Regions from separate parts of the Homo sapiens genome. Here region 2 is linked to region 1. A link is a loop called in an ENCODE intact Hi-C map of the cell type or tissue named here. Cell type or tissue: B cell. All regions are shown on one strand. Each heading gives the region's core, and the rest is flanking DNA. Links, peaks and the distances in the headings are about the cores only.

Region 1 (6,798 bases), core at 1,008-6,007:
ACCACTGCCTGTGGAGCTGGACTTTTGTTCTTGAAAGAAGCAAAATGAGGCTTTCCTAGCTCACATCATGGTCAGAGCCTGGGGACATCCTAGCAGGTGAACAGTGCCCTGCAGCATGGACTCTGCTCTTCCAGCGTACGGGCAGAGACCTCCCCTTCCATCCCCAGTAGTCTGTTCTCAGGGCTGTCTGTGGCTCACTGTGTCCCAGGAACAAGGCACTCAAATATGAAATGCTGCCTGAGGACACAGGTCAGGGAATTCTAGATATAGTGCTGACCTGGCTCAGTCCTGGGTACCTGCATTTCAGTGGCAATGTCAGGAGATGGGGTTAGGTATTAGGGTAACTGGGGACCTGAGACCAGTAAACCTCTATGTAGGACATGACAGGAGAGTCAAGGGGAGGCTCCACTGTGGCTGAGACAAGCCAGAGGCTGCTCCTTGGCCACGGGGGAAGTAGGTCCCATGGATGTGACTTTCCTGCAGCTCATCCCACTCAGGACCATGGGGACTGCTGAGCGTGGGTTTCTTGATCCCTCAGCGCCTGTGTTCTCTTCTCCTCTCTTACACCATTGGAGCTTCTTGCTGAATCAGGGTCTAGTGGTGAGTATGTGGAAAGACCACCACATCTCAAGGTCACCTTTTTCTGCATGGGGAGCAGCAGAAACATTGGGCATTCCCGTGGAAATGGCTACGGAGGCCTCCCAGAAAGAGCCCCCAAGTTTATGACCTAGGACAGCAGTGATGGTCCCTCAGGGGTCCCAGCCTCATTCTCCTGCTCTGGGTTTATCCACACAGCCTCCTGGAGCACCTCTCGGCTCCAGCCTGAGGACTGGCTGGTTATCAGTGTCACACAGCTGCATCCTGACTCCATGTTACCAAGGGTTCCTGTTCCATGTGGAAATGAGAGAAAGATCTCCCCACTCATCCTGTCTCCCCATCCCTCCTTTATCCCTGCCTGTGACCAACACCAGTTCATGCCAAGACTTCGGCTGTCACTTGTGTTACTGAAGCAGAGCACAAGTTCAGTAAAAATAATCCCTTTTCTTACTGGTCTCCCAATGCAAACAGAATCAATTTGTTTCTAGAAGCAAAAGGAGCTGCCCACACATGGTGGGTGGGGATGAGGTAGGGACAAGAAAGAATCCACCCTGTGTGACCCAGAGGCCCAGAAGCCTTTAGTCTGGTTCCAAAGGTGTCTCCTCCTCTTGGTGCAGTTATGCTGACCATTTCCTGAGCTCAGAAACTGTGCGAGAGATGCCAAGAATGAAGAATCCAGCCTGTGTGACCCAGAGACCCAAACGTGAGACAGGAAGTCTGATGCTTAAGAAAACGTGGGTTCAGCATTCTGAAAGGTCTAGATATGGCTTGGCCTAGAGCTGGTGTAGAAGAGAAGCAAGAGAGATGCTCAGCCTTAGGTGGCCCAGGCACAGCGGTCCTGTCAAGGGGTTGAGCTCTCTGCAACATGGATATCCTGCAGAGACATACTTGGGAGGCTGTGATCCCAGAATGACACAAAAATGCTAATGGAAATGAGCAGGGGATTGTTTATGGGGGAATGGGGAGACAGGTGTGGGATAAGATGTGGTAAGGAGAATGCAGCCTGAAGAGGAGACTGTCCATTGTGACTCATAGGAGGAGTAGGGCCGGGGCCTACAGTAGTGATAAAAGGAGGACCTGGAAGGACCTGGGCCCTGAAGACACACAGAGACTGGAGTTTTGGTCTGTCTGTGAGGGTCCCATGAGGATAAAAATCCATGGTCAGTGTCCTCTGTCCAGGGCTCACTGTCCCAGCTGTTGTCCCTCCTGGATCCTCTGGGTGTCCAGATTCCGTAGCTGTGGACCTGTTCTCCTCTCTGTCCTCAGCCTAAGAGCTGATGGGGCATCCACCAGGAAGCACATCTGTGGGCAGGGAGGGGGCCATGGGCAGCCTTGTCCTGTATGTGAGGCACTGCTCAGCCTCGGTGATCCCTGTTCATTAACGTGGGAGGAAAGGAAAACAAAATTCACTGTGAACATCTATGCATCATCAAAGAAAAAGCAATGAGCCAAACAGGAAGTGAAGCCCAGCTCTAATAGTTTGTTTCTACTTGGAAATAAATAAAACTTAATATGCCTGATGTGTTACGTAAATGCAATAAACATTTTTTGAAAGCTATAAAAATTATGTAAAGGAACATGGCTTACACTAAAAGGAACACTTAAAATAATGACACCCTTGAAATGCAATCCCAAAACACAGCATACATTTTATTTCAGTTCCATATATGGACTGGTTTTATTTAAATGTCTATATTAAATCTCACTATTCCATTTTTAAATGGAGCACTTAAAATCTCATTCTACGGCAACTGCCTGGTGATACATTCACCAGTGGAAATATCAACAAAACCATCCAGCTGTTTTCCTCCATCCCCATAGAATTCCCCAAACTAGTAATTATTAAGAGCCCAGGATGTATCATGCCAGAATTCATGCAGTCATAGGCATAACCTGTTTCATTTTTCATTCTGATCAACAGAATTACAATTTTTCTTAAGCTTGTTTTTAGCTTATTAGATTCTAGTTGTCATTACAGATCAAAGATAAATAATTTTCTATCATCCTTAAGCCACCCCCATAACACTCACTACTGAATTTGAACCATAATTTTTCCCTAAAAATCCTAGTTGGGGTGCTTGATGTTGAGAGCTAACACGTATCAGGCTCACCTGAGGACAGACTCTGGTTAAACCAAGTTAAAATTTTAATTCTTCCCATCTTCAAAGACTGAGCATCTTTGCTCTTTTTGTTCATAAGTGAAACACTCCAAAGTCATTTGCCAGGATCCCCTGCAGATGAGCATTTAGTGTACAGACTCCTAGGCAAGATCCCTGGTCACAGTATCCAGATGACTATGACTGCAAATCTGGGGAAGTAGAGGGAGAACAAAGATTTACCAGGAAAACCCTCTGGGAATTCCTCCCCAGGGAATCCTAGAGGAAAGAGCTCCCTTTCTCCTCAGCGCCACAGGATCCACAGAGGAAGGAGAGCTCTAGCCACCAGGAAGGAGCCACATGAGAGGAGAGGACCTGGTGTCCAACACAGGTGGGGAGGTGAGTCCATGGGGCTGGTCCCTGCTATGGGCTTGATCCTGACATAGGACTTTATGTAGATACCACCTGAGTCCTCTACAATGTACAGCCAAAGAGCCATGGAAAGATTCACTCCTGAGGAGTCTGAAGACTCCTCAGTAGAGCGTGAAGATAGCCCTGAAGTCACAGGGAGGAGACACAGACACCACTTGGCCTGCCTTGGACCTGAGAGAGGGGGCAGTGGACAGAATGGGGGGAGGAAGCCATGTATCTGAGAGGTTCTGGTCACCTTATCATAGAATGGTTTACCTTGATCTGGACACCAGAGGGCGCATGGGGATCATTCCTGAGAAGACAGGGGTGATCAGAGCAGAACCAGCCGCCTGCCCTGCCTGGTGTCCTCTGCTCAGGGCTCACAGCTGTGTCCTCCCCACCCCCTGGGACCACAAAGCTCCACCCCTGCCACCCCCTGACATCCTCAAGCCAAGGAGCCTGACCCAGGGCTCAGGGTGGGGTCACAAACCTGGGGGGGGTCTGATTTGCATGGATGGACTCTCCCCCTCTCAGAGTATGAAGAAAGGGAGAGATTTGGGGGAAGCTCAGCTTCAGCTGCGGGTAGAGAAGACAGGACTCAGGACAATCTCCAGCATGGCCTGGTCCCCTCTCTTCCTCACCCTCATCACTCACTGTGCAGGTGACAGGATGGGGACCAAGAGAGAGGCCCTGGGAAGCCCATGCGACCCTGCTTTCTCCTCTTGTCTCCTTTTGTCTCTTGTCAATCACCATGTCTGTGTCTCTCTCACTTCCAGGGTCCTGGGCCCAGTCTGTGCTGACTCAGCCACCCTCGGTGTCTGAAGCCCCCAGGCAGAGGGTCACCATCTCCTGTTCTGGAAGCAGCTCCAACATCGGAAATAATGCTGTAAACTGGTACCAGCAGCTCCCAGGAAAGGCTCCCAAACTCCTCATCTATTATGATGATCTGCTGCCCTCAGGGGTCTCTGACCGATTCTCTGGCTCCAAGTCTGGCACCTCAGCCTCCCTGGCCATCAGTGGGCTCCAGTCTGAGGATGAGGCTGATTATTACTGTGCAGCATGGGATGACAGCCTGAATGGTCCCACAGTGCTCCAGGCCCAGGGGGAACAGAGACAAGAACCCCCTTCCTTTTCTGCCAGGAGGGTGAGCCCCGGCTGCTGCTGCTCAGGCCTGGCCTGTGGCTTCTGCTGCTGCAGCTTCCCCCATGGGTCCAGGGATATCCAGGGCCCTGCCTGAGAGTGGAGGCTCCTCCTCCCCTGAGTCCTCAGAGTCAGGAACAGGGTGTCCAGAAAACAAAAGCAGGGTGTCCTGCTCCCTGTAGCTTGGGACACAGGGTCTCTGCACTGAAGTCCTGGGCTGAGGTGGCAGGTCCAGCTGTGTCATCACAGACCCACTTCTGTTGGGGAACCTGTGTCTCCATCATCCTACTTTTTCCATTTCCAGGAGTTTCCAGAGTGGTGTCTTCCTCCCCCTTCTCCTCAGTGTGAATCCCTGTGCTTCCTTTCTCTCCAGCCTATTCTTTTTTTAATAAAACTCCTTTCATGTAGGAATAATGCACATATAATAAGCCACCCATATTTACAATAGGGAATGAGACAAATTTTGGCATTTCTATGGATCCTTGAAAACATCACCACCACCGGGAGCTATACAACATACAACCTGTGACCAACCCCAATAGCTCCTCATGACCCTTGTCACCTCATTCCCTCCCCCAACACCCTCCTTGGAAGTTGCAGATCTGCCTCTGTCACTACTGTTTGGTTTCTCTTTTCTGGAATGTATCAGTGTTATCAAACATTATCTTCCCATTTGTTCAGGCTTCTTTCACTCTGCACACTTCTTTTGAGATTCTCGCTGTTGTTGCTGCATTGTACCCATCTCGTAGAGGGCTCCTTACTATCTTTGAAGGTCCTTAGGCCATTTTTTTCTGATTTTATTTATGTATTTATTTTAAAGTTTGAATTTATTGTGCATCCAAATCAAACTTTAGGGGCAATGTTCATCTAAGGTGACAGGACAGTCTGTGATGGCTTGTCGGGATTCTTGCTTCTTCATCTCTTGCTTCTGATTCTCTCTATAGTGGAAGAGGTTCTCGTCTTTCATTTATTTATATATTTATTTATTTACTGATTTATTTGGGTTTTTAAGGGTTTTAGTGATTTTTCTCTTTTTGGTTATTTTTCAATTTTTTTATTTTAATAGGTTTTTGGGGGACAAGTGTTGCTTTGTCACATAAATAAGTTCTTTAGTGGTGATTTCTGAGATTTTGGTGCACTCATCACCCAAGCAGTGTACACTGTACCCAATGAGTAGTCTTTTATTCTTCACCCCCCTCCTACCCTTTCTCCTGAGTCCCCAAAGTCCATTGTATCATTGTTATGCCTTTGTGTTCTCATAGCTTATCTCCCACTGATGAGTGAGAACATACAATGTTTTGTTTTCCATTCCTGAGTTACTGCACTTAGAATAACAGCATCCAGTTCCATCCAGGTCGCTGTGAATGCCATTATTTTGTTCCTTTTATGGCTGGGTAATATTCCATGGTATGTGTATGTATACATCACATTTGCTTTATCCACCTGTTGATTTATGGGCAGTTGGGCTGGTTCCATGCTTTTACAATTGTGCTGCTATAAACATGCGTGTGCAAGTATCTTTTTTGTATAACGACTTCTTTTTCTCTGGGTAGATACCTAGTCGTGAGATTGCTGGATCAAAGGGTACATCTATTTTTATTTCCTTGAGGAATCTCCACACTGTTTTCTGTAGTGACTGTACTAGTTTACCTTCCCACCACCAGTGTAAAAGTGTTTTGTTTTCACCACATCCATGCCAACATCTATTATTATTTTTATTTTTTGATTATGGCCATTTTTGTGGTAGTAAGGTGGTATCACATCGTGGTTTTGACTTGCATTTCCCTGATCATTAGCGATGTCAAACATTTTTCTATATGTCTTTTGTCCATTTGTATATCTTCTTTTGAAAATTGTTTATTCATGTCTTTAGTCCATCTTTTGATGGGACTGCTTATTTTTTTTCATAATTTGTTTGAGTTCTTTGTAGACTATAGACATTAGTCATTTGTTGGATGTATAGATTGTGAAGATTTGCTTCCACTCGGTGTGCTGTCTGTTAGCTCTGCTGATTCTTTTGCTGTGCAGAAGGTTTTTAGTTTAATTAAGTCCCATCTATTTATCTTTGTTCTTGTTGCATTTGCTTTTGGGTTCTTGGTCATGAAGTATTTGTCTAAAGTAATGTCTAGAAGGGTTTTTTTAATGTTATCTTCTAGAATTTTTACAGTTTCAGGCCTTAAATTTAAGTCTTTGATTCATCTTGGCTTGATTTTTGCATAAGGTGAGAGATGAAGATCCGGTTTTATTCCTCTACATTTGGCTTGCCAATTATCCCAGCACCATTTGTTCAATAGGATGTCCTTTTTCCACTTTATGTTTTTGTTTGCTTTGTTAAAGATCAGTTATTTGGCTCCATTTCTGGATTCTCTATTCTGTTCCTTTGGTCTACGTGCCCACTTTTGCACCAGTACCTTGCAGTTTTAGTGACTGTGAGTCAAATTATGCTAGAGTATAGTTTGAAGTTGGGTGATGTGATGCCTCCAGATTTGTTCCTTTTGCTTAGTCTTGCTTTGGCTATGCAGGTCTTTTTTGGTTTCATATGAATTTTAGGATT
Region 2 (6,798 bases), core at 1,021-6,020, 160 kb after region 1:
GAGATATGCCCAGAATTGGTATTGCTGGATTATATGGTAGTTCTATTTTTAATTTTTTAAGGAATCCCCATACATTTTCTACAATGGCTGTTTAGTTTACATTCCTTTCAACAGTGTACAAGAGTTTCTTTTGTCCACATCCTTGCCAACATTTGTTATCGTTTATCTTTTTGATAAATTACAGGCACGTGCCAACACACCTGGCTAATTTTTTATATTTTTGGTAGAGACGGGGTTTCACCATGTTGGCCAGGCTGGTTTAGAACTCCTGACCTCAAGTGATCCACTGCCTCGGCCTCTCAAAGTGCCGGGATTACAGGTGTGAGCCACCATGCCTGGCCTATTTTTTCTATTTCTATAAAGAATGACATTTGTGTATTGATAGGTCTAGCATTGAATCTGGAGATCACTTTAGGTAGTATGAACATTTAAGAATATTAGTTCTTCCAATTTATAAACACGAGATGTCTTGATATTTATCTGTATCTTCTTTAACATTCTTCATCACTGTTTTATAATTTCCAGTGTAAAACTCTTTCACCTCCTTCGTTAAGTTTATTCCTAAGTACTAATTCCTTTTGTAAATGTGATTGCTTTCTTAATTTTATTTTCATATATTTACTGTCTGTGTGTAGAAACGTCATCAATTTTTGTATGTTGATTTTTTTATCCTTCAAATTTACTTAATTTAGTTTTAACAGACTTTTTGTTATTGTGGAGTCTTTAGGTTTTTCTACACTTATGTTTATGTCATCTGCACACAAAGATTAGGATTTTAATCCTTCTTTTCCAATTTGGATGCGTTTCATTTCTTTTTCTTGTCGAATTTCTCTGGTTAGGGATTCCAGTGCAATGTTGAATTAAAATAAGTGGAGAGGGGGCATCTTGCCTTGTGTGGGATCTTAGGGGAAAAGCTTCTGTTTTTTTCCCATTGATTATGATGTTAGTTGTGGGCTTTTCACATATGGTTTTTATTGTGTTGTGGTAAGTTTCTTCTGTACCTATTTCATTTTATTTTTGTTTTTTTAAATATTTATTTTATAATAGAGATTAATTTTGCTATGTTGCCCAGGCTGGTCTTGAACTCTTGGGCTCAAGCGATCCTCCTGCCTTAGCCTCTCAAAATACTGGGACTACAGGCATGAGCCACTGTGCCCGGCCTATCACTATTTTGTTGAGAGTTCTTTTCTTTTCTTTTCCTTTTTTTTCCATTGCTTTCTTTTCTTTTCCTTTCCTTTTTTCCTTTCCTTCCTTTTCTTTTCCTTTCTTTTCTCCTCCTCCTCCTCTTCCTCTTCTTTTTTCTTTCCTCCTCCTCCTCCTTCTTCATCTTCATTTAAAATCATGAATGGATGTTGAATTTGGCCACATGCCTTTTGTACATCTGTGGACATAATCATATGTGTGTGTGTGTGTGTGTGTGAATCTTTCAGCCTGTGGATGCGCTATACCATCCTTGCACATGCGGAATCATCCTTTTATCCAGGGATAAACCCCACCTGTTCCTGATGTATGATCTTCTTAACATACTGTTGAATTTGGTTTGCTAGTATTTTACTGAGAATTTTTGCATTTAATATCTGTTAATGTTTATCAGAGGTAGACTGGCTTGCAGTTTTTTTTCTTTTCTGGTGTTGTCTTTGCTTTGTTTTGGTATCAGGGTGATCCCGACCTCATAAAACAATTTTGGAAGTGTTCCCTTTTCTATTTTTTGGAAGACTTTAAGAAGAATTAATATTAACTCATCTTTGAATGTTTGGTAGAACATTCAGCTATGAAGCCATCTGGTCCTGGGCTTTTCTTTGTTGAGATATTTTTGATTATTGAGTCAATCTCCTTCTTTGTTATTGGTATGTTCAGGCTTTGTATTTTTTATTGATTTGCTTTTTTTTTTAAGTTGACTGTTTCTAGGAATTTATTTATGTCTTTTAATTTATCTAGCTTGGTGTATAATTTTTCAAAATAGTCCCTTATGATCCTATTTATTTATTTGAGACAGGGTCTTTCTCTGTCACCCAGGCTAGAGTGGAGAGGCTTGACCACAGCTCACTGCAGCCACAACCTCCCAGGCTCAAGTAATCCTCCCACCTCAGCTTTCTGAGTAGCTGGGACTACAGGCATGCACCACCATGCCTGGATAATTTCTTTTTCTTTCTTTCTTTCCTTTCTTTCCTTTCTTTCCTTTCTTTCCTTTCTTTCCTTTCTTTCCTTTCTTTCCTTTCTTTCCTTTCCTTTCCCTTTCTTTCTTTCTTTCTTTCTTTCTTTCTTTCTTTCTTTCTTTCTTTCTTTCTTTCTTTCTTTCTTTCTTTCTTTCTTTCTTTCTTTCTTTCTTTCTTTCTTTCTTTTCTTCTTTTTTTTGTATAGATGTGACCTCACTGTGTTGCCCAGGCTGGTCTTGAATTCCTGGGCTCCAGAGATCCACCTGCCTCGGTCTCCCAAGTGTTGGGATTACAGGTGTGAGCCTTTTTATTTCTGAGAAATCTGTTGTAATAGCTCCTTTTTTCATTTTGGATTTTATTTGAGTCTTCTCTCTTTTTTCACAGTGTAGCTAAGGATTTGTCAACTTCGTTTAATTTTTCAGAAAACCATCTCTTAGTTTTGTTTTTTTCTATTATCTGTTTGATTTATTTCTGCTGTAATCTTTATTATTTCATTTTTTTCTGCTAAGTTTGGGCTTAGTTTGTTCCTCTTTTTCTAGTTCGTTGAGTTATAATTTTAGGTTGCTTATTTGAGATCTTTCTTCTTTTTTAATGTTTGCTTATCTCCATAAACTTCCCACTTAGCACTGCTTTTACTGCATCCTATAGGTTTGGTGTGCTGTGTTTTAATTTTCATTTGAAGATATTTTTAAAATTCCCTTTGGTTTTCCTCTTTGACCCAATGCTTGTTCAACATGTGATGTTTGATTTCTGCCTATTTGTGAATTTTTCCATTTTTTTTTACTGTTATTAATTTCCAGATTCATTTCTTGTTGTAAAAAAAGATTTTTGGAATGATTTAATTCTCCTTACATTTCTTAAGACTTGTTTTGTGACCAAACATGAGCTCTCTCCTGGAGAATATACCCTGTGCATGTAAGAAGACATTTTGAGAACCCAGGTGGTCTTTTCTCATACCATTTTTCTCACCCAGTGCTCATACTGAGGTTAGTTCATTTTACATCTAACATTTTCTCAGCCTGGAGCTAAGACACCTCATGTACCTTTGACAAAGCCATTCTAGCACAAGCAAAACGGTCCTGAGAACGAGTATCTTAGCCACCTGGTATGGCAGAGGACACATTCATCATGGAAAAAGTCTGAGGAAAAGGGTCAAGATTAGCATGGATCGAGGGTCTGGTCCTGAGCTGGGAGGAGAAAAAGGCAGGTTGGAGTGGGACCAAACCAGGTATTTCTATCTCTCACTTAGAATTGTGTCTTGGTACTTGAGATGAACCATCTGAGGCCACCAGGGGGCAGCAGGGGACTAGGTTGGAGAAGATGATTGATAAAGTTTATCCTGACCTTTAAGAAGCCCCTGAGTCGGCCGGGCGCGGTGGCTCACACCTGTAATCCCAGCACTTTGGGAGACTGAGGAGGGTGGATCATAAGGTCAGAAGATCGAGACCATCCTGGCCAACGTGGTGAAACCCCGTCTCTACTAAAAATACAAAAATTAGCTGGGCGTGGTGGCTTATGCCTGTAATCTCAGCTAGTCGCGAACCTGAGGCAGGAGAACTGCTTGAACCAGGGAGTTGGAGGTTGCAGTGAGCCGAGATGGCGCCACCGTGTTCCAGCCTGGTGACAGCGCGAGACTCCATCTCAAAAAAAAAAAAGTCCCTGAATCTCAAAAAAAAGAATGTGACTTTATGATTAACTATGAACAGCTGCTCATTAATAAAAAGCCATTAAAAAAAAAAAAGAAATCCCAAGAGCTACTTACCCTTGAATATCTCTAAAGGTACTGGGAAGCAGTGCTCCAAATCTGTTGTGGCCCAGTGAATTCCTTTTTAGAAGCACCATTAATGGTCCTAGTTCAACATGTCAGGCCCCAGCTTTAAACCACTGCAGGGGCAGGGGATGTAGCAGTGCTTAGAACCCACCTTAGCTGAGAGGACCAAGATGGTTGGGCAGGGGATGAGGGAAATGAGAAGTTCCAGCACTGTCTGAAGTCTCTGGGAGGAGGAGTGATTGAACTTTCCCACCCGGCCTGGGAGCAGCCTGTCCTCACATTCATCCCTCACAGCACAAAGGAGAAGTCCTGGTTTCCTCAGCCTGGAGCTCCTGCAATAGTGAGGGTTAGGATATCTCTGGACTGGCCTGATGTCCTGGGCACTCTCATGGGTTCAGTCTCAGGAAATCCATGCCTAGGCTGGATTAATACCCTCAGCTGAGCCTCACAGGGAAGCAGAAGTCTCTGAGCCCAGGCCCAGGTGAGGGTGGGGTGAGGAGAGGAGCTCAGGACACAGATTTGCATGGAGGCCCTGCCCTCCTCTGAGGCGGGGGGATAAGACAGGGCTAGAGGCAGGCCCGGTGCTGGGGTCTCAAGGCAGCGCTCTCGGGACATCTCCACCATGGCCTGGGCTCTGCTCCTCCTCACCCTCCTCACTCAGGGCACAGGTGACACCTCCAGGGAAATGGCCTTGGGGACCTCTGAGCTGATGCTTGGTCTTCTGCTCCTGCTCCTCAGGGTCACTGGACCCAGTACTGACCCAGTAGAGTGTGTTTCTCCCTCTTTCCAGGGTCCTGGGCCCAATCTGCCCTGACTCAGCCTCCTTTTGTGTCCGGGGCTCCTGGACAGTCGGTCACCATCTCCTGCACTGGAACCAGCAGTGACGTTGGGGATTATGATCATGTCTTCTGGTACCAAAAGCGTCTCAGCACTACCTCCAGACTCCTGATTTACAATGTCAATACTCGGCCTTCAGGGATCTCTGACCTCTTCTCAGGCTCCAAGTCTGGCAACATGGCTTCCCTGACCATCTCTGGGCTCAAGTCCGAGGTTGAGGCTAATTATCACTGCAGCTTATATTCAAGTAGTTACACTTTCCATAGTGGTCCAAGTTCCTAGGGAACTGAGACCAAAACCTGCCCTGGGCTCTCAGGCTCTGTCTTTGCTCTGAAGATGCTTCCTCACCCTGTGCCAGGGGCTTCCTGCAACAGGGCCTTGAGAATTCACTTCTCTGTCAGCTCCTCTCCTTTTCCATCAATTCCCAAAGGAAACCTCCTCTCTTGTTTACTCTCCGGGATATGACAGCTTCTTCTTCACTCGTATGACGGATGTCCTCTCTGAATTGGAAACTACTTCTAGCTCTTTAACAGGAAGTACATACCGGCAGGGAAATGCCTGCCTAGTGCAGTCCCCATACTTCTCCGGATGATCCTCACTTTATTATTTATTTTTATTTTTGTATGCACTAAAGTCGTCAATGTAAATCCTTACGTCGAATGCCTCCACTTCCCACATTGTGTAGCACAGCCTGGATTCAGTTCTTCAGAAATGACGTCCTCTTCAATGATAAAGGACCACTGCTCTGTGAACACCCCACTCTAGTGAAGATAGCCCACCTTGCTGGGTTATTCATGTACATCTTTTGTGGAAGCAGTAACCACTGTGTAAAGCTCCAAAGATGTTTTAAAGCAATGAAAACAAAGAGGAAGAAGTGTGTGTGTGTGTGTGTGTGTGTGTGTGTGTGTGTGTGTGTGTAGGGTCCATCCTGTTTGCCCTAATATCTCAGGTTGCCGAGCTAGGGAGTATTTGAGTGACAGACTTGGTGCCCTCTCAGGATCCTCCTCCTCTCACATCACTGAGTCCCTGTCCTGGAAACACCCTACAGGTGGACAATCTCCCCATAGTATGGAAGTTTCCAAAATGGCTCCACAGGGAAGAGTTGAGCTGAACACACCCACTCTTTCTCATGGGCATCAAATATATCTAATTTTTCTGGGGAAATCATCAATTTCTAGCTGGAATCCTGATTAATCGACAGACTGTGAGAATTAAAAATTTTAAAAATATTCAGACATATCCAGAGTCCAGTATTTAAATTCTCTGGAATTTTGTGAGCCAATCTTTAAACATAGTTATTATTGTAGTTTAGAGTTCATGAACCTGAATTAAATAGATTCTAGTAAACATAAAGTGCCTTAGTTGTCTATTGTTGCATAAAAATTACTCCTAAAATTAACATATTCTTAATGAGAACACATATGCATTAATCTGTTTTCGCACTGCTATAAAGAAATACCTTATTTATAAAAGAAAGAGGTTTAACTGGCTCACAGTTCCACATGGCTGGGGAGGCCTCAGGAAACTTACAATCATGGTAGAAGGCAAAGGAGAAGCAAGAACTTTGTTCACAAGGTGGCAGGTGAGAAGAGCTGGGGAGGGTGAACTTCCAAATACTTTTTTTTTTGAGATGGAGTCTCACTCTGTTGCCCAGGCTAGAGTGCAGTGGCGTGCTCTCGGCTCACTGCAGCTTCTGCCTCCCAGGTTCAAGTGATCCTCCTACCTCAGTCTCCGAGTAGCTGTTATTACAGGCATGCGTCACCAAGACCGACTAATTTTTATATTTTTAGTAGAGATGGGGTTTTACCATGTTGACCAGGCTGGTCTCGAACTCCTGACCTCAAGTGATTTGCACACCTAGGCCTCCCAAGGTGCTGGGATTACAGGCGCAAGCCATTGTGCCTGGCCCCAGACACTTTTAAAACCATCAGCTCTCATGGTAACTCCCTACCCATCACGAGAACAGCAAGGGGAAAACTGCCCCCATGATCCAATCCCTTCCGTCCCTCAACATATGGGGATTACAAGTCCCTC

Evidence for each region. Hi-C counts contacts between places; a loop is a spot of excess contacts. Peaks named below come from ENCODE experiments on the same cell type or tissue, not always from the same donor. Only the 100,000 strongest peaks of a DNase experiment are listed, where the experiment ranks them.
Region 2: a loop joins it to region 1, with 10 times the contacts of the local background. A loop is called at or near these places in 1 of 110 quality-filtered maps.

The regions. Positions count from the first base shown.
Region 1 is chr22:22,428,279-22,435,076 of GRCh38, forward strand. It overlaps IGL and IGLV1-36. Among named protein-coding and RNA genes, the nearest start is that of ZNF280B, 77 kb to the right of the region's middle. In B cell, for the core only: a CTCF peak has its summit at 3,378 (motif pointing right); a DNase peak (open chromatin) is centred at 3,413; H3K27ac peaks cover 1,184 bases.
Region 2 is chr22:22,583,664-22,590,461 of GRCh38, forward strand. It overlaps IGL and IGLV2-33. Among named protein-coding and RNA genes, the nearest start is that of LL22NC03-63E9.3, 28 kb to the left of the region's middle. RefSeq lists a silencer at 3,275-3,569. In B cell, for the core only: CTCF peaks have their summits at 3,434 (motif pointing right), 3,639 and 3,847; DNase peaks (open chromatin) are centred at 3,448 and 5,382; H3K4me3 peaks cover 1,039 bases.